Linked DNA regions of Homo sapiens: region 2 is linked to region 1. The links are chromatin loops, found by intact Hi-C in ENCODE. Cell type or tissue: PC-9. All regions are shown on one strand. Each heading gives the region's core, and the rest is flanking DNA. Links, peaks and the distances in the headings are about the cores only. Region 1 holds the start of MAPRE3-AS1 (MAPRE3 antisense RNA 1). Region 2 has its middle 6.5 kb from the start of SLC35F6.

Evidence for each region. Peaks named below come from ENCODE experiments on the same cell type or tissue, not always from the same donor. Only the 100,000 strongest peaks of a DNase experiment are listed, where the experiment ranks them.
Region 2: a loop joins it to region 1, with 4 times the contacts of the local background. A loop is called at or near these places in 2 of 110 quality-filtered maps.

Annotation. Positions count from the first base shown.
Region 1 is chr2:27,012,190-27,021,370 of GRCh38, reverse strand. All of the region lies in intron 1 of MAPRE3 (microtubule associated protein RP/EB family member 3), which reads right to left. MAPRE3-AS1 (MAPRE3 antisense RNA 1) reads left to right here and starts at 6,783. Exons shown (of 6, transcript NR_149018.1): 1 at 6,783-6,870. In PC-9, for the core only: CTCF peaks have their summits at 4,122 and 4,322 (motif pointing right); DNase peaks (open chromatin) are centred at 4,330 and 5,330; H3K27ac peaks cover 3,478 bases.
Region 2 is chr2:26,753,223-26,762,403 of GRCh38, reverse strand. No RefSeq gene overlaps it. Among named protein-coding and RNA genes, the nearest start is that of SLC35F6, 6.5 kb to the left of the region's middle. RefSeq lists enhancers at 2,638-3,383, 3,909-3,968, 3,384-4,131, 7,124-7,871, 7,872-8,619 and 1 more. In PC-9, for the core only: no CTCF peak of the experiment used is centred there; DNase peaks (open chromatin) are centred at 4,223 and 8,263; H3K4me3 peaks cover 700 bases; H3K27ac peaks cover 3,497 bases.

The sequences.
Region 1 (9,181 bases), core at 735-8,734:
CTGCGGGGTCATCCCAGACAGCTTACTCTCCCTCATGCACCTATCAAGTCATTCCTCAAGTCCTGGAACCCGACTTCCTCAATTCGCCCTTTTCTGCTTACCCTCAGGATTTATGCATACCGTTGTCCCTTGGTATTCATGAGGGAATTTGTTCCAGAACATCTCCCCATACCAAAGTCAATGCACAGTCAAGTCCCTTATATAAAATGATGTAGTATTTACAGTTAACCTACACACATCCTCCTGTATGATTTAAATCATCTCTAGATTACTTATAATACCTACTACCATGTCACTTCGATGTAAATAGTTGTTATACTGTATTGTTTAGGAAATCATGACATGAAAAAAAAGTCTGTAAGCAATGCAACAATCCTTTTTTTTTCCTGAATATTTTTGATCGGTATTTGATTGAATCCACAGATGTGGATCCCACGGATGTGAAGGGCTGACTGTATTTTCTCTCTAGCCCAGGCTAGCAGGAGCCTCCTAAAAGGCCTTCCAGCCTCCAGTCTCTCCCTCCTCTTAATCCATCCTTGACATTGCTGTAGTCAGAATCTACCTAAAAGCAGGTCTGGCCACCGCCCTCCCCCACTTCAAGTCCTTTCAGCCAGCAGTCATAAAAGAGACACTCCTTGGCCGAATTTGCCTTGCAGACTTAAACTGTTCAGCACTCATAGTGTTGGAAACAGTTTTGAATTAGTGCCCAATATTTTAAAGTTCAGATGTTTAACAACTTGGGATTTCTGGCTTCTTTTGGCCACTCTGACCCTATGCTCCCGCACTGAAACCAGCAGTTGGAGTGGAGCCAGCAGTGAGCCTCCTTCCCACCCCAGAGGCCAAGGGTCAGCTGCTGCTGCTAACTGACTTGCGCTGTTAAGAAAAGGACATATTTCTTGTAACCACATCTTTATCAGAAATGGAAAAACAAGATAGGTCAAAAGGACTGTGTTTTCCGAGAATTGTGAGGACATGTGTTTCTGGAGTGAGTGAAGAATATTTCTTCAGGTTTAATATGTAAAGTGTCTCTGTGAAATAAGATACATCTTATACACCTTATATTCTTACAGAAAGAATATTTCCCTGCCTGTCGCAGGCATCTGCTGTTATCATGTGACTCCTCCTGACCACTTATCAAACTCATAAGGGGACCCCACCTCTTCAGCCTTATCTCCTACTTTGATTCCCCAGTTAGGAGCTATAGGCAGCTTCCTACTCACCCTCTGTCTGGAATGCCGTCCCCACCCCAAAGTTCATTCATTCTCTGTTCCATGGTTCTCAATTGTGGCCCCAGACCTGCGCAGTGGGACTATATGGGGATCAGCTGGTTAGAAATTCCAATTCTCTTGTCCTCCCCCAGACCTAACTAAATGAGAAACTGCCTTTGACCAAGATGCCCGGAGGATCTGCAGGCACAGTCCTGTTTGAGTAGTACTGCTTTAGACAGGGAGGCTCAGCAAGGCATCTGCAGAGCTGTGTGCCACTTACGTTCCCACCCCTGACCCCAAGTACATAGGACAGAGCATGTTTAACTTAAATGAATGCTTTGAAGAAAAATCATGAGAGAAAACCCTCTTCTTTATTCCTAGTTCTTCCTCCTTTGAAAAATAAACCTTGTCCTTCATTGCCCAGGCAAAGGGAGGCCAGGCGGGGCCAAAAAGCCAAGAGAAACAGAAATGAATTATTGTCTTGGGAGCGCCTAAAGACTCAAGACCTGGCAATTTCAGAGCTTTCCGAGAGTAATGTTGACTGCACTTGAGTTTCCTCCTCCACAACGTCTCTGCGCCCACTGCCCTGCATCTTGGCCCTTGCGCTCACCATTGGACTTGTTTAAATGCCTGCGCCCCATGTCTTGAAGCCAAGAGTGGGGTATCCAGGCCTGTCACAGGCAAGACGTTCAGTAACGTTGAACCATTGAGTGATGCCTCATGTCCTCTCCTCTTTCTGAATCATGTCTCATCACCTTCTGGCCTGGGTCCCCCTGCCATCCCCCTGCCATACCCCCACCATCCCCCCGCCATCCTCCCTCCCCCAGCACTCAGCCTCAGGACTCTGCTTTAGCTCCAGGGGACTTTTTCTGACCCCCTCTGTGGGAGACATGTGCCCATGATCCTACAGCACCCTGGGCACGGCTCTTCATGGCATCCCACATGGTCTGTTGAAATCATGTGTGTGAGAGCGGGTGCGGTGGCTCATGCCTGTAATGCCAGCACTTTGGGAGGCTGAGGGGGGTGCCGATCACCTAAGCCAGGAGTTCAAGACCAGCCTGGCCAACATGGCAAAACCCTGTCTCTACTAAAATTAGCCAGGCCTGTAATCCTAGCTACTAGGGAGGCTGAGGCAGGAGAATTGCTTGAACCCAGAGGTGGAGTGTTGCAGTGAGCCAAGATCATGCCACTGTACTCCAGCCTGGGTGACAGAGCCAGAATCCATCTCCAAAAAATAAATAAATAAATAAATAAATAAATAAATAAAAATGTGTGTGCCTGCCCCTTCCACCTGACTGTAAGCTCTTCAATGGTCAGGCTCTGTTCCATTCACTTTCGGGTTCTACACCAGTTCTTGGTGGATAATAACTGCCTAACCATATTGGTGGAGTGGAATTGCAGACTGGAGTCAGGGGAGTGTTTCTGAGTTCCCAGGATGCACCTAAAGTAACAGGAGGAGGAGTGGATGGGTGGATGGATGCTAAGCTTGCCGAAGGGGCAGAGTGGGTAGGGTCAAGGAAAGGGCATCTGATTTTGATGAGTATTATTTAGTTGTGGACTGCAAGAAATTGAAAAGATTTGTCCCTGTCCTCAAGGAGTTCATAATCTTATTGGGGAGAGTAATGCACACATGAGAACAGTATAACCAAATGCCCCAAAGTGTGCTAGAAACAGCAAGTGCCACAAGAATAGGGAAGGAGAGGGCATGCAGAGGTAGAGAGATGGATGTGAATGACCCCAGGGCCACAGTGGTCAGACTCTGCCAGGTCCCCAGGGAGGGTGCAGAGGACGGCCAGGAGCTGGTGCAGAGGGCACCAGCTATTCCGGGAACTGTCCAGAATGACTCTGCAGGAGTGTTCCACAGGCTCAGAGACTCATTTCCCTATGAGGCCCCTGGGGCAGAGTGATTCTGGGCCAGCTGTGGCTGACAGGCCTCAGAGGGGCTGATCTGGTCTTGGGTGGTTCTGGGGGCAAGGAGTAGTCTTAGGTTGGCCCTGGGAGTTTCCGAGCCACTTTAGGGACTTTGTTCTGCTTAAAGTGTATGAATTTCAAGGGGTGACTACTGAAGAAAAGGAAAGGCAATGGTCTTAGTCCAAATATATCCTCCAGTTTTTGATTGAAATCATTTGAGCCTCAAGGGTCTTCCAGCCTGGGGGCAGCTTTCCTGGTTCCACAGGATTGGACCTGCTAATGGTTCAGGCCTCTTCCATGCATTGCAGAGATTCTTTACTAGGAGAGTCCACTGGCTTCTCCTGCAGAGACTTCAAGAGGCTACAGTGCAGCCCAAGTGTGTGTGTGTATGATATATTATATATACATTATATGTTATATGCACATATTTTACACACACACACACACATAATTTTAAAGAATAGCCCAGATGATTCTGGTGCACAGCCCTGTATGAGAACCACAGCCTTCATTTGATATGCATACTTAGCTGTGATTTACTGGCTTTTGTTGCAATGGCAAAGGCTGGAACATTGGGATGTTCTGCCACTTATCTGGGGGGAAAATACTAGCCAGTCCTTGGCACACAGGGAAAATCTCCAGTTTCCCTGGAGTTTAGAACACAACTAAAGGCCTTGCTTTTAGGGCTCCCAAGAGTCACTAAGAGCCACATAGCGGCTTGAAAAATGCCCAGGTCTTCTCAGCATTGACCCAGTCTTGTCAATGCCTGATGAAGGGAGGGCATTTTCCATACCTTCGGTCTGACTCTAGGGTCCCATGAGTGGCAGCAGTGCCTGTGTGAAGGAAGCTGGAAAAAATGGCTCCTTTCAGGACCCAGCAACGAATCATGCTGTTACCCACTATGGGGCTTCTGGGGAAGCAGGTAGCTAGTAGCAGGAACACAGCTTCAGTCCCTACTCAGGACTCGCTCAGGTCCTCACAACTGGTGCTACACTCTGCCCTAATGGGGGTCCATTTGGCTCAGGAGGACTCATCCAGGGCACCCAGGGGTCTCTGCAGGAATTCTCTGCTGCACCTGCTAGGGCAGCATGAAGTAACAGCCTCCTTGTTTCCTTTGAGCAAACATCACATTGGGGAGGGCAGGATGCCCTTTTAATTTTCCTCTCGTAGCTTTGGCTCTGTAAGTAGAACTAAACATGGCCAGCAGGTGGCACCCAGGTCCTGAGCAAAAACTCCTTTAAATGTATCCCCCATCCCCCAAACCCCCTTTCCAGAGCTCAGTTTAGAGCTCAAATTGGGAGCCTCTAAAAGCTGGGCTGGCTGAGGGGCCTGGAGCATTGGGGCTGTTCTAAGATCCTGGACTGAACTAAGCCAGCCTCCGTATCCCCTAAAACCACAGTTTGAACTCACCAAAGAGGTCCAACTTCTGATTGGCTTTTGCATTGGGGGTTGACTTGGGCCTGGACTCACACCAGACCAGCTGCTGGGGGCAGAGGTGTATAAAGTATTTGCCCAAGCATCAGGGTCTAAGTGGACCAGCTGCCTCCAATTACAGCAAAGACATAACCTGCCAGGCGCGGTGGCTCACGCCTGTAATCCCAGCACTTTGGGAGGCCGAGGTGGGCGGATCATGAGGTCAGGAGATCCAGACCATCTTGGCTAACACGGTGAAACCCCGTCTCTACTAAAAATACAAAAAATTAGCCGGGCACAGTGGCGGGCACTTGTAGTCCCAGCTACTCAGGAGGCTGAGGCAGGAGAATGGCGTGAACCCGGGAGGCGGAGCTTGCAGTGAGCCAAGATAGCGCCACTGCACTCCAGCCTGGGCAAAAGAGCGACACTCCATCTTAAAAAAAAAAAAAAAAAAAAAGACATAACCTGACGAAACTCTTAATAATAACACACTTGTTCCCAAGAGCTCCTTCACCTCCCCGGAGAGAATGGTAGGTAGCCACTCGGAGGGGGCAGGCTCTGTCCCAAGAGATGTAGTAGCAGTGTCTTCCAACCCCATCCACATGTTTCTACCATGATCTTTGGCACATGTGACTGTCAGGAGAAACAGACCCTGATTGGATTGTGGCATGTCATCATCCAGGCGGATCCCCATTCGAGGATCAGACCGACAACGTGGCTTTGGGGAAAGCCTGCTCTGAAGGGCCTCGACTCCTGCTATCAGGAATGGAGCCAAGGGAAAGAAAAGTTGAGGAGGTTTAATCTGGTGATTTTGCTGAGTCATTTCCTATACTAGGACTGTAAGGTTCATGGTGCATTCACAGGCAACTGGGAAAGGCAATTACAGCTCTCATTGCGGGAGGGGAAGCTGCTGGTCATTCTGCAGACTGAGGCCTTAAAAATGGTCATCAAGACCAAATCCCACTAACCCATGGTCAGAAGGGTTTCTAGAGACCATCTGCTTCCTTCCCAGGCGATTAGGACTGCACTTAGATCTAGGCACTTATATTCTTAAATCATAAAGATGGCCAATAAGTCTGCACAACTGAAATTTCACATTCTATTATTTAATGACCTTATCACCAGCCTAAATCTAATTTTGGCTTTTTGTTTTTAAATCTGTCTTCCACAAATATGTCTTAAGGGTAATTTAGGGGCCCTCAGTCTTCTCTAATTCTCTAGAGCTCTTTTTACCCCAAGTTTAGCCCTGTTCTGGCTGGTCCCTGGAAGAACCCCCTGCAGTTTCCAGGCCTCCACCCTCTGCCCAGCGTGGCTATGAAAGACACACCAGGTCTACCAGTCCTGAAGGAGGTGGCCAGCATGCCTCCAGCAAGCTCCAGAAAGGTAGTGCTTAAGAACACTAGATCTCCAGGCACATCAGGTGGGTTCAAATCCTAGTTGTACCATGTCCTAGCTGTCTGACTTGACTTTAGGTCTCAGTGTCCTCATCTATAAAGTGAGGACAGTGACAGCTCCCACCTCACAGAACAGTTATGAGGATTAAGTGAGCCATGTGTACACAGTGCTGAGCACAGAGCCTGACATTCAGTATGTATTTGGCAAGTGCTGTCAGCATCGCGGGGACAGACAGTGAGAATCTAAGGGCATTTGTTCGAGGAGTAGGTGCCTGACACACAGCCAGCCTCTGGTCTCAGACCATGGAAATGCCAGTCCAGAAAGGAGACAGACTACAGAACTTTTCTCTGCTGCTTTGCCTTGAGACAGCCACATGGGCTTCCCAAAGCTGGGCTCTGACCACAATCCCTCCCCAGCTCCAGATTTCCCATATAGCCTGCTTTGTAGACGCCATCCTACCGGCCAAGACAACTGGAACAGATGCTGTGGGATCAGAAGAGAGAGAACTCCACAGAGCCAGCCAACACGTTTCCCGTTCCTGAAGTGGGACTATGCCCATTGTCACTGGGCTACCCCTTCCTGCCCAGGCCCGGGGGCTGAAGTCACCTGTTTGGAAAATCTGCAAAATTGCTACCCCTACCCCTGTGAGTCACACATCCAGGTTATTCTGGGCTTGCATGGAGGCAGTATGTGCAGGTGGGGCTGAGGGGTTCTGAGGGGCTGGGGAGCAAGCCAGCGGGTCACAAAGCCCTGGCAGACCTGGCCAATCACCTTCTTCTTATGGCTGAGCAAGGACCTGATTCATTGAGAGGCTCAGCCTCTCAAAGCTGGATTAATCAATGCAGAGACGGGGCAAGTGGAGTATTTGCAGGGTTGGCCTGGAGCCCAGCATGCGCCCCCTCCCACACATCCAGGACAGGGATCTGGACGGCTGTGGGTTCAGGTAGGGACTGAAACTCCTCCAGGATTTTGTTCTCACAACACTTTTAGGTCACAACTCTAAGACCCTGAGCCCTGCTGAAGTTCCAGCCACTGGGATCCTGGACATGTCCTGCTGAATAATGATCTGAACTCTTACTAAGGCTCTCCCCAGGCTGGTTGGGATAATGGTGCCACATCCCTGTAGCTGCTAGCCAGGGAAGGAGTCCTTGGGGTAGGTTCTGGCTAGGTCACCCTATCTGACCATAACTTCGAGGGTTAACGGAAACCCTGCAGTATAGTAAACAAAATTTCTCATCGCTAAAATCAATCCATTTCAGTAGGGTTCATCTAGGTGGGCAGATAGGCAATATTTTCTTTCTAAACGTTCTTTGCTGGAGATCTTTCAGTTCCTCAAACACCTACTTTTTAGGTCAACAAATGTCCATGGAGTCACCCATCAATCCAAGGCTCCCAGCAGAAGGCAGACAGTGTGACTTGGCTACAGGCTTTGCCATTCGCTGCCTGTGAGACACAAGCAAGTAGGCGAAGATATCCAAGCCTCAGTTCTCATGAAGCATCAGAATGATGGTATGATTGAGCATGGGGCTGTTGGAAGGATAATGAGTACCGCTGGCAGGAGCCAAAGGTTCACCATCACGCTGCTTTGGGGGCTGAGCAACCTTTACTGATAGGCAAGATCACTGACATAGACATATCTGACTCAACATCTTCTTTCCTGCACCCTGACCCAATTCCCACAGACCCTCTGATCAGGGTCCTGAGCAGGGAGAGAGTAGGGACAGCCTTGGGTATCCACTCTCTGCTGCCTCAGGCAGAAAGACAGAGCTGTGCTTTTGAAGCTATGTTGCCCATTTCTTCCCTCAATTAGTACTGGCTCAGGGCTCAGTGCACAATAGCTTCTCAGTACCTATATATTTATTGAATGAATGAATGAATGAATGGGAGAGGTTAAACTAGGGTTTGGGGGGTTCAGATGGCAGGTGGACTCAGAAAGTGTGGTTTTCTGCTTTTATTTCTTGTTTGTTGACCCTGAGGAGGTGCCACTGGCTACATGGAGAAGCAAGGAGAGGAGAATGCTAGCTGCACTCCCTGGCTACACGCAAACAGATGCAGCACGAAGCCTTGGGAACCTTGGCAAGGGATTTAAACAGTCTCCCTCTAATGCATATAACATGGTGCTGCTGGATTTCCCAGAACAGGATTTTAAGATGGTTCCGAGAGTGGAACCTGGTAACTCCTGGGAGCACCTCTCTGCTTGGTCTGCTCTGGGGGTGGGCTGCTGGCCCATCTGTGGCTAGCCTCAGGATAGAGGGAAGGGAGCTGCAGCAGCTGCCATGACGTGTTGGGAAGGGAACTGTCATGTTTGCAGCAGCCCTGGTGGGTCTGATGTTTTTTTAATTATCCTTCAAGTTCCAAAAGCACATCCATGTCTCTGGGGACACATAACAAGCCATGTCACTTTATGTTCCTTTGGAACTATGTCTCTTTGGACTGTCTGGCTTATAGTTGTTGTTCAGGGCCAAGTGATGTGTCACCCTTCTCTGAAATGTCTGCATCCTGTGAATTGTTTAGCCTACTTTCCCCTGACCCCAGGCTCAGGCCCCTCTTCTCTGCTCTCACCATACCTTTCACCCCACATCCAGTCCCCTCCCAAAATCCTCCCAGTTTTACTTCTGTGCCCTTTTGAGAGGGCACAGTCATTTATACTTTAAGCTTTCCACCAGAAAGTCGGATGCTGAAGATGTCCAGGACAAACTTAAGTTTCAGTGTTTGTTGAACTCTCTGTGCCCTCTCCAGTAGACTGCCTTTCCTCATGCCCTCAGACTCTACTCTACCTGCCTGTTCTGCAGGACTAACCCCACGTGGAGACAGTCAGCCCCCACCCCAGTGGGGACATGCACTGGAGAGCTTCCAGAAGGCCTGCAGATAGCTTCTCTCCTGCCCTACCATAGTGCCCGAAATTCCCACCAGAAATGCCACTCTTGTGGATTACAGCATCCAGCTCCAGAAAGCCTTTGAGTTGTTACCTCAATTTTGCTTTTGAGGAAATGAAGGATGAGGATTCCAGTGACTTTTCCAAGTTCAAGATCAACCACTGGCAAGATCAGAGCTGAACCTGGCCAAATGAACACAAATCCCATGCTCTTTCCACACCACCACACTGGTGCAGGAAGGACGATTTGATTTTTCACAGCTCTAGAGCAGGATGACTTGCCCAGATTTCACCCCTTGAGAATTAGGAGGAGGGAAAGGGAATTTCAGAGGATTTCTTCTTCTTCTTCTTTTTTTTTTTTTTGAGATGGAGTCTTGCT
Region 2 (9,181 bases), core at 558-8,557, 260 kb after region 1:
TGGTGTTTAAAATCCTACTCTTGGCTGGGTGTGGTGGTTCACACCTATAATCCTAGCACTTTGGGAGGCTGAAGCGGGCTGATTGCTTGAGCTCAGGATTTCCAGACAAGCCTGGGCAACATGGCAAAACTCAGTCTCTACTAAAAATGCAAAAATTAGCTGAGTGTCATGACAAGTACCCATAATCCCAGCTACTCAGGAGGCTAAGTAGGAGGATCGCTTGAGTCCCTGGAGGTGGAGGTTGCAATGAACTGAGATCATGCCACTATACTCCGGCCTGGGTGGCAAAGTGACACCCTGTCTTAAAAAAAGAAAAAAAAAAGGCCAGGCGCGGTGGCTCGCACCTGTAATCCCAGCACTTTGGGAGGCTGAGGCAGGTGGATCACCTGAGGTCGGAATTCAAGATCAGCCTGACCAACATGGTGAAACCCCATCTCTACTAAAATACAAAAAATTAGCCAGGTGTGGGGGTGCATGCTTGTAATCTCAGCTACTCCGGAGGCTGAGGCAGGAGAATCGCTTGAACCTGGGAGATGGAAGTTGCAGTGAGCCAAGATCGAGCCATTGCACTCCAGCCTGGGCAACAAGCGCGAAAACTCCATCTCAAAAAAAAAAAAAAAAAGAAAGAAAAAGAAAAGAAAAAACTGCTCCTAATATGCCTTTCCCAGTGCTCTAGTCTGCACCCATGCCCTGTCACGCCAGCGACAAGATCCTTTTGTTACCAGAAAGGGGTTCTGATCCAGACCTCAAGAGAGGGTTCTTGGACCTGGCACCTTGCGGGGAATCCATAAAGTGAAAACAAGTTTATTAAGAAAGTAAAGGATAAAGAATGGCTACTCCATTGGCAGAGCAGCCCCGAGGGCTGCTGATTGGTTATTTTTATGGATATTTCTGGATTATATGCCAAACAAGGGGTGGATTATTCATGAGTTTTCTGGGAAAGGGGTGGGCAATTGCCAGAACTAAGTGTTCCTCCCCTTTTTAGACCATGTAGGTTAACTTCCAGTTGCTACCATGGCATCTGTAAACTGTCGCGCGCTGGTGCGAGTGTCTTTTAGCATGCTAATGCATTATAAATAGTGTATAACAAGCAGTGAGAAAAACCAGAGGTCACTTTTGTCGCCATCTTGGTTTTGGTGGGTTTTGGCCGGCTTCTTTACTGCATCCTGTTTTATCAGCAAGGTCTTTGTGACCTGTACCTTGTGCCCACTTCCTATCTCGACCTGTGACTTAGAATGCCTAACCTCCTGGGAATGCAGCCCAGTAGGTCTCAGCCTCGTTTTACCCAGCCCCTGTTCAAGATGGAGTTGCTCTGATTTAAATGTCTCTGACACTTTGGAAAACGACTTCAGACCGAGCCAACACACTTCCCCTATGCTGCAGATCTTGTTTCTGTGGTGAGAAAAGAACTTTTACCTGAGGAATGCGAGTCCTGTAAGTTATCAGGCCCAGAGAGACATTAAAATAAGACAGCAATCACGTCCTACTCCCACTTTGAGTTATGTATTTATGTCTTGAAACTGCTTGCTATTGCCACAGGTAGCTATAACCTAACAATGCTGCACTGGACACCATATCTTACATCCTATAGCACTGTACAGCCAATCACTAATCAATGTTATTTCTGTAAACCAATGAGAATTTCTGACAAACAACTTTGTATCAGCCCACTCCCTGTCCTCCTTTTTCTGCCTTTAAAAACCTGTTTGTAACAAAGAGAGAAGGGAGCTCACATCCAAGATTACTTGCGTCTGAGTCTTTTGGGCAGCTGTCCTCATTTTGGCTCAAGTAAACTGTTTAACTTATATTTTGTGCCTTGGCACCTTCTTGTTTTTTTTAAGATGAAGTGGTGCTCTGTCGTCCAGTCTGGAGTGCAGTGGCACATTCTTGGCTCACTACAACTTCTGCCTCCCAGGTTCAAGCAATTCCCCTGCCTCAGCCTCCCGAGTAGCTGGGATTACAGGTGAGCACCACCATGCCCAGCTACATTTTTTGTATTTATAGTCGAGATGGGGTTTCACCGTGTTGGCCAGGCTGGTCTTGAACTCCTGACCTCAAGTGATCCACCCACCTTGGCCTCCCAAAGTGTTGGGATTACAGGTGTAAGCCACCACGCCCAGATGGCTAGCAACTTCATTTTAGATGAACAGGAGGTGGCCCGTGTGGTGGCTCACACCTGTTATCCTAGCACTTTGGGAGGCTGAGGCCTCCTAATCCCAGGAATTTGAGAGCAGCTTGGGCAACATAGCCAGACCCTCATCTCTACAAAAACACTTAAAAATTAGTCAGGGGTGGTAGTGCGGGCCTGTGAGCCCAGTTACTGGAGAAGCTGAGGCAGGAGGATTGCTTGAGCACAGGACTTTGAGGCTGCAGTAAACCGTGGTCATGCCCCTGCACTTCAGCCTGGGCAACAGAGCAAGACCCTATCTCACACACACACAAATTTTTTAAATTAAACAAATAGATCAACAAGAGGTACAGAGATAGGACCTGTCTGCCAACTCCTCCTACTTGCCCTAAGACAGCCTCGAACTTGTGAAAAAGGCCAGAGTGGACGCAGAACTCTCAAGGGGCTGCACCAGACTCCCTTATTGCAGGAAGACCTGCTGGAGAAGGTGTATAAGTGGGATCCTGGAAAAAACATAGGAGGTCCCCAGATAGACAGCAGAAGGGCTTTCTTGCAGATGGACATGGCATGTACAGCGGTGCAGAGGTGTGAGTGTGGAACAAGCCTGGGACCCACAGAATGTTCTAGAATTTTCTTTAATTGGAGCCTCTTCTCCTTTCAGTCAGTGCGGAGTTGGAAGACCCAGAAGAGGTTTCTTCTGAACTTTTTTTTTTTTGAGATGGAGTCTTGCTCTGTTGCCCAGGCTTCTCCTGCCTCACCCTCCCAAGTAGCTGGGAGTACAGGCGTACACCACCACACCCAGCTAATTTTTGTATTTTTAGTAGAGACAGGGTTTTACTGTGTTGGCCAGGCTGGTCTCAAACTCCTGACCTCAGGTGATCCACCCACCTTGGCCTCTCAAAGTGCAGGGATTACAGGCTTGAGCCACAATGCCTGGTCTCTTCTGAACCGCTTGTCTCCAACAACACCTCTAGTTTTGTGTGATTTCAAAGGAGTTCATTGATTTATCAAAAAATGTTTATTGAGATGTAGGATGAATAAAACACAGCTTCTGTCCCAAGGGGCAGACTGGGGCAGCCCACAGCAGCAGGCACTCATCCCTATCAGAGGCCGTTCCTACAGGGCACAGTGACTCAGTCGGTGAGGCTCTGGACCATTTTCCCCACACGTCCAGGCCAAGGGCACTGTCCTGAAGTAAACGTTACTAATGATCATTATTAATTACCAGACCGACATGATGTCACTAGCAGCACAGTCTCTGTCTGTGTCGATAGCCACATCAAACAATGAATTTTAATTTATCACAATGTCCTGACCATTCATCAAACTGCTGTCTGTGGATCCCAGGAGACAGAGTTTATTGGCAAATATCCGTGGAGTCCACTAAGTTTAAGGCCTAGAGCCAGATATGGGGTCCTAAGGAAGCAAGACAAGGTCACTGCCCTTAAGGAATTTGAGATTCATTGGAGGAGAGGGGTCAACACTGCATTAACCATGCAGCAATGTGAGAATGTGTAAGAGACAGAGGGGGTTGAGGGAGGGATGGATTACCTAAGGGAGTGGGCAAGGAGAGGGGACAACAGTGACAATCAGAGCTGTCCTGGACCAGGTGCCCTGTGTCAGGCCTGTGCCTGAAGCTTGACCTCTGTGGCCTTGGTTTTCACAGTAGCCCTGTAGAACTGGAATTCAGAGGAGACCTGAGTAGGGACTTGAAGGAGGAGCAGGATTGCTCCAGGTGCAGAAAGCAGGGTCACCCCAGGCAGAGACAACCATGTGGACACCATGGGGTGGCTGATCAGCCCTTCACGCCAGGGTGTGACCTACAGTGAGGCTCCACGTCCCTGCCACCTGGCTAGAATGGGCTTTAGGGGAGAAAACTAGGATTGCATTAGTGCTTCCAGGTAGCAGTGAGCCCCAGGCTAAGGTATCAGGGCCCAAAGAGACAGGAATTCTGAAAAAAATACAGAGGAATCGTCAGAAGCATTTGAACGAGAGCAACTCTATCTTGAATAGGGGCTGGGTAAAATAAGACTGAGACCTACTAGGCTGCATTCCCAGGAGGTTAAGCATTCTTAGTTACAGGATGAGTCAGGAGGTTGGCATGAGATACAGGTCACAAAGACCTTGCTGATGAAACAGGATGCAGTAAAGAAGCCGGCCAAAACCCACCAAAACCAAGATGGCAACAAGAGTGACCTATGGTCAGAAAGGGGGAGGAACACTCACTTCCAGGAAATCCCCGCCCCTTTCCTGGAAAGTTCATGAATAATCCACCCTTTGTTTAGCATATAATCAAGAAATAACTATAAGTATACTCAGTCAAGCAGCCCATGCCACTGCTCTGCCTATGGATTAGCCTTTCTTTTATTCTTTTACTTTCTTAATAAACTTGCTTTCACTTTACTCTGTGGCTTCACCTTGAATTCTTGTGTCTTGCTCGAGATCCAAAAACCCTCTCTTGGGGTCTGGATTGGGACCCCTTTCCGGTAACAGAATTAGGGTGAATATGTACATGCATAGGCTTTGCAAAATCTATCTATCCACCTGAAATAATCAAAAGGTTCAGAATTCAATTTTAAATAGTTTATGCAAGTGAAAAGCTGGGAGTAACCACCTGAGAAACACAGGCACCAGAGAAATGGGGCCAGTGCTCCAAAGTTGAAAGTTAAGGTCTTTCTCATCCTGGTCGGCTTGGGGGAAAACCAAAAAAGTTAAGGTTTAGCTTATATAGGCAGGAAACAAATACATTTAGTAGGATTATAACATTTTCTGCAACAGGCTTGTTTATGAGTTACAACAGTTAGTTTTTCTTTTCCATAGAGCTTGTTTTCTTTACAACTTTTTATTTCCTTTCCAATTGAGAGGAGTGTATTTAACATCCCATCTTAGACAACGTGATAGTCATGAAGTCTTTGTATAGAAAGTTAATCTGTAATGGCCGGGCACGGTGGCTCACGCCTGTAATCCCAGCACTTTGGGAGGCCAAGGTGGGTGGATCACTTGAGGTCAGGAGTTTGAGACCAGCCTGGCCAACATGGTGAAACTTTGTCTCTGCTAAAAAATACAAAAATTAGCCAGGCATGGTGGCGGGTGCCTGTAATCCCAGCTACTTGGGAGGCTGAAACATGAGAATCACTTGGACCCAGGGGCGGAGGTTGCAGTGAGCTGAGATCGCACCACTGCACTCCAGCCTGGGCAATAGGGCGAGACTTGGTCTCAAAAAAAAAAAAGTTAATCTGTAATGAAGATCAACAGTGAAGCAAGGGGGTCTTCCTTGGCACCCTTCAGTCATTTACATTTTACAAAACAATGTAGGTAAGGAAAAAAGCTAATCTAATCGGAGAAACAGAGGTTACAGCTGCCTGTCATGTGACCCAGGCCTCATAATCATATTCCCTTAAGGCTCAATATATGTTAAAGTTCCAACAGCGTAGTAAATTTTGAATTACTAATTTTCACACATCAGATTATTATTTGATGGAATTTAGGGATAGAACTTAACCTGTACGTTGGATAAAAATTTGCCTCATATTTTTGTAAGCCCTGATTTCCTGGGTAAAATACTATATCTGCAAACCAGCACAAATGTTAACACTTGGCCTGTATCTCCACCCTTCTGCATTCCTGGTATCTTTGAGGACACAGCCCAGAGAAACCAACTGGTGGCTGCGGCCTGCAGTCAGTGAAGACAAGGGCTAGGGTGAGGTGGGACACGGTTCTCCTTCCTTTTCTGAGTCTTTAGAAAGTGAAACGTCAGTCAGCCTTGGTTGTATGGTGACCTCAGCCATCAGAAGAACAATTGTCTCCTGATTGCTCACTTTTTTTTTTTTTTTTTTGAGAGGAAGTCTTTCTCTGTTGCCCAGGCTGGAGTGCAGTGGGGCAATCTCGGCTCACTGCAACCTCCACCTCTCGGGTTCAAGCAATTCTCCTGCCTCAGCCTCCTGAGTAGCTGGGATTACAGTCACCCGCCACCAGCTAATTTTTGTATTTTTAGTAGAGACGGGGTTTCACCATGTTGGCCAGGCTGGTCTTGAACTCCTGACCTCAGGTGATCCACCCACCTCAGTCTCCCAAAGTGCTGGGATTACAGGCGTGAGCCACCACACCCAGACGATTGCTCACATTTGATCTGTTAAAGCTGATAAAAGACAACAGCTTATGTAAAGTTACAGATCATGAAAGGGAGCGAATTCAGCAAATTTTTAGCAAAGGAAGGAATTTTACTGTTAAGTGCGCACCTGCCACAGAATCCTCAAGTGTGAATGGGGTGGTGGGAGGACATAGGAGTTTCTTCATGTATCCCTAAGAATGCAGAATCTTCAGACATGCAAGGACACCTACGCAAGTTGTCCCTAACTAGGGAAAAGCGAGAGGAGGGCTCTGGCTGGGTTTGCCACTTTAAGCAAGGTGACAATGTTTGGGTCACTGAAGCACTCAGAGCCCCACTTTCCTATCTGTAAAATGGAAATGACATTCATAGCTTGTGTAGAGAGAGGACAGATGTGGAAGTGCAGTGCAAGCCCTGCTGGGGAGAATTACTACAGCTGCTGTAAGACCAGAGCCCACAAGATAGGGGGTATGGAGAAAGCCCTTAGCCCGCTGTGCCTTCAAAAGCACTCCTCATGGTTTGCATACGAGTTTGATCCAGACTTCCAGCCTTTTCTCCCAAAGTTGGGGACATTTTGAACACATTTGCATGCTACCTGCAAGCAGGCTCTAACTTCCAGTCACTGCAAACCCTGCATTTGTATTCAATGCTTACTGCCAGCATGTGGCTTGTCTGAAAGACTGAATGCTTTCCCAATCAATGTAATTACATTCTGGATTAAGAGAGAGTTGCTTTACCCTGGAAAGGACAGAAAGATGCGGGCAGACAAGCCAGGTCACACCTGCTTTTGTTTTTTCTTTAAACAAGCTTTTGCTGTGTATCCTTGGGCCATTTCTCTCCAGTGTAGTCTACTCCCTGGCTAGAATGTGACTTCCTCCTGGGCAAGGACTGGGTATCTTGCTGCCTGTCTCTCCCAGCGGGGTTGGTATTGATGGGCAGTCACCTGGAACTGTGGCTAGAAAGAGGAACAAGAGGCTTGAGAGGAAGAGGACTGGGGTGGATTCCGGCTGGAAGCAGGTCTGACAAGACTAGATCTTGGAGGAAGGGAGTGTGGACTGTCTACACTGGCAGAGAGGCATAGATATTGGAGCTCATCAGCTCATTCTGGCTGAATTTACAGCTGGTTTCTATGGTGACCAGAGATGATCAGATTATAACTCACCTGCTCCTTCTAGCTGCAGGCCCTCCTAAAGTCATTCTCAAACCTTCTCTTTTTTCTTTCTTTTTTAATTTAATTTTTTTTTTTAGATGGAGTCTTTCTCTATCACCCAGGCTGGAGTACAGTGGCACAATCTCGACTTACTGCAACCTCCACCTCCTGGGTTCAAGCAATTCTCCTGCCTTAGCCTCCCAAGTAGCTGGGATTACACGCGTGCACCACCAAGCCTGGCTAACTTTTGGATTTGTAGTAAAGACAGGGTTTCATCATCATGTTGGCCATGCTGGTCTCAAACTCCTGACCTCAAGGTCTTGGCCTCTCAAAGTGCTAGGATTACAGGCATGAGCCACTACATCTGGCCTCTGTTTTCTTTCTTATCATCTCCTTTGGTCTCTACCCACCTCCCCGCTCCCACCTCTCACCCCCATCAGTGCTGATCACTAATCTTTTTTTTTTTGAAACAAGGTCTCACTCTGTTACCCAGATTGGAGTGCAGTGATACGAACTCGGCTCACTACAACCTCTGCCTCCCAGGTTCAAGCAATTATCCTGCCTCAGCCTCCCGAGTAGCTGGGACTACAGGTGACTGCCACCATGCCTGGCTAATTTTTGTCTTTTTAGTAGAGATGCAGTTTCACCATGTTGGCTAGGCTGGTCTCGAACTCCTGACCTCAGGTGATCTACCCGCTTCGGCCCCCTGAAGTGTTGGGATTACAGGTGTGAGCCACCACGACCAGCCCTGATCACTAATTTTGAGGTGGTCATTAGATTCTGGAAGCTTGGTCCTCTAAGAGCAGGATCAAGTCAGATTCAGATAAAACAGAAACTCCCAGGTAAATTTGATTTCAGATAAGCAATGAGTCACTTTGTAGTATGAGTATGTCCCTAGTGTTTAGGACATACTTATGAAGCTGTCCTCACAGGCTTAACAAGAATCTTGGACAGAAATATAGTTATAATTAAGCATAATGAGGCTGCACTTTCACCCACTTCCTTGTAACAGAAAGTCGCATAGCACTAGATACTGACCACTTGAATCCCCATTGTTCCTTTAGATTGGATCTCTGACATTAGAATCATAAGGCTTGGCTGGGCCTGTGATCCCAGCATTTTGGGAGGCTGAGGCAGGTGGATCGTTTGAACTCAGTGACCAACCTGGCCAACGTGACAAAACCCCGTCTCTACAAAAAATACAAAAAATAGCCAGGTGTGGTGGATTTGTGCCTATAGTCCTAGCTATTCGGGAGGCTAAGGTAGGAGCATCACCTGAGCCTGGGGAGGTTGAAGCTATAGTGAGCCATGATTGTGCCACTGCACTCCAGCCTGGGCAACAGAGTGAGACCATCTCAAAAAAAAAAAAAAAAAGAATCATAAGGGTTTTGTTTAAGAATTGCTTAAGATGTTTTTCAGGTCCCTGAATTCCAGTGAAACAGCTGATGCCAACCAGTTTGAAGACCTCCACAGAGGAATGAAAGCAACATAAGAATAGTTTCTTCATTTCCTTGTCCCATGACTTCATGCACTCTTTGCCTAATCAACGATCTCCCCACTTCAGCCCTCTCCAAAACCCTTAAAAACCCTAGCCCCAGGCCAGGCGAAGTGGCTTACACCTGAAATCCCAGCACTTTGGGAGGCCAAGGTGGGAGGATTGCTTGAGCCCAGGAGACCAGTCTAGGCAACAAAGTGAGACCCTGTCTCTATTAAAAAAAAAAAAATTTTAACCAGGCATGGGCACACGCCTGTGATACTAGCTGTATGGGAGGCTGAGGCAGAGGATTGTTTGAGC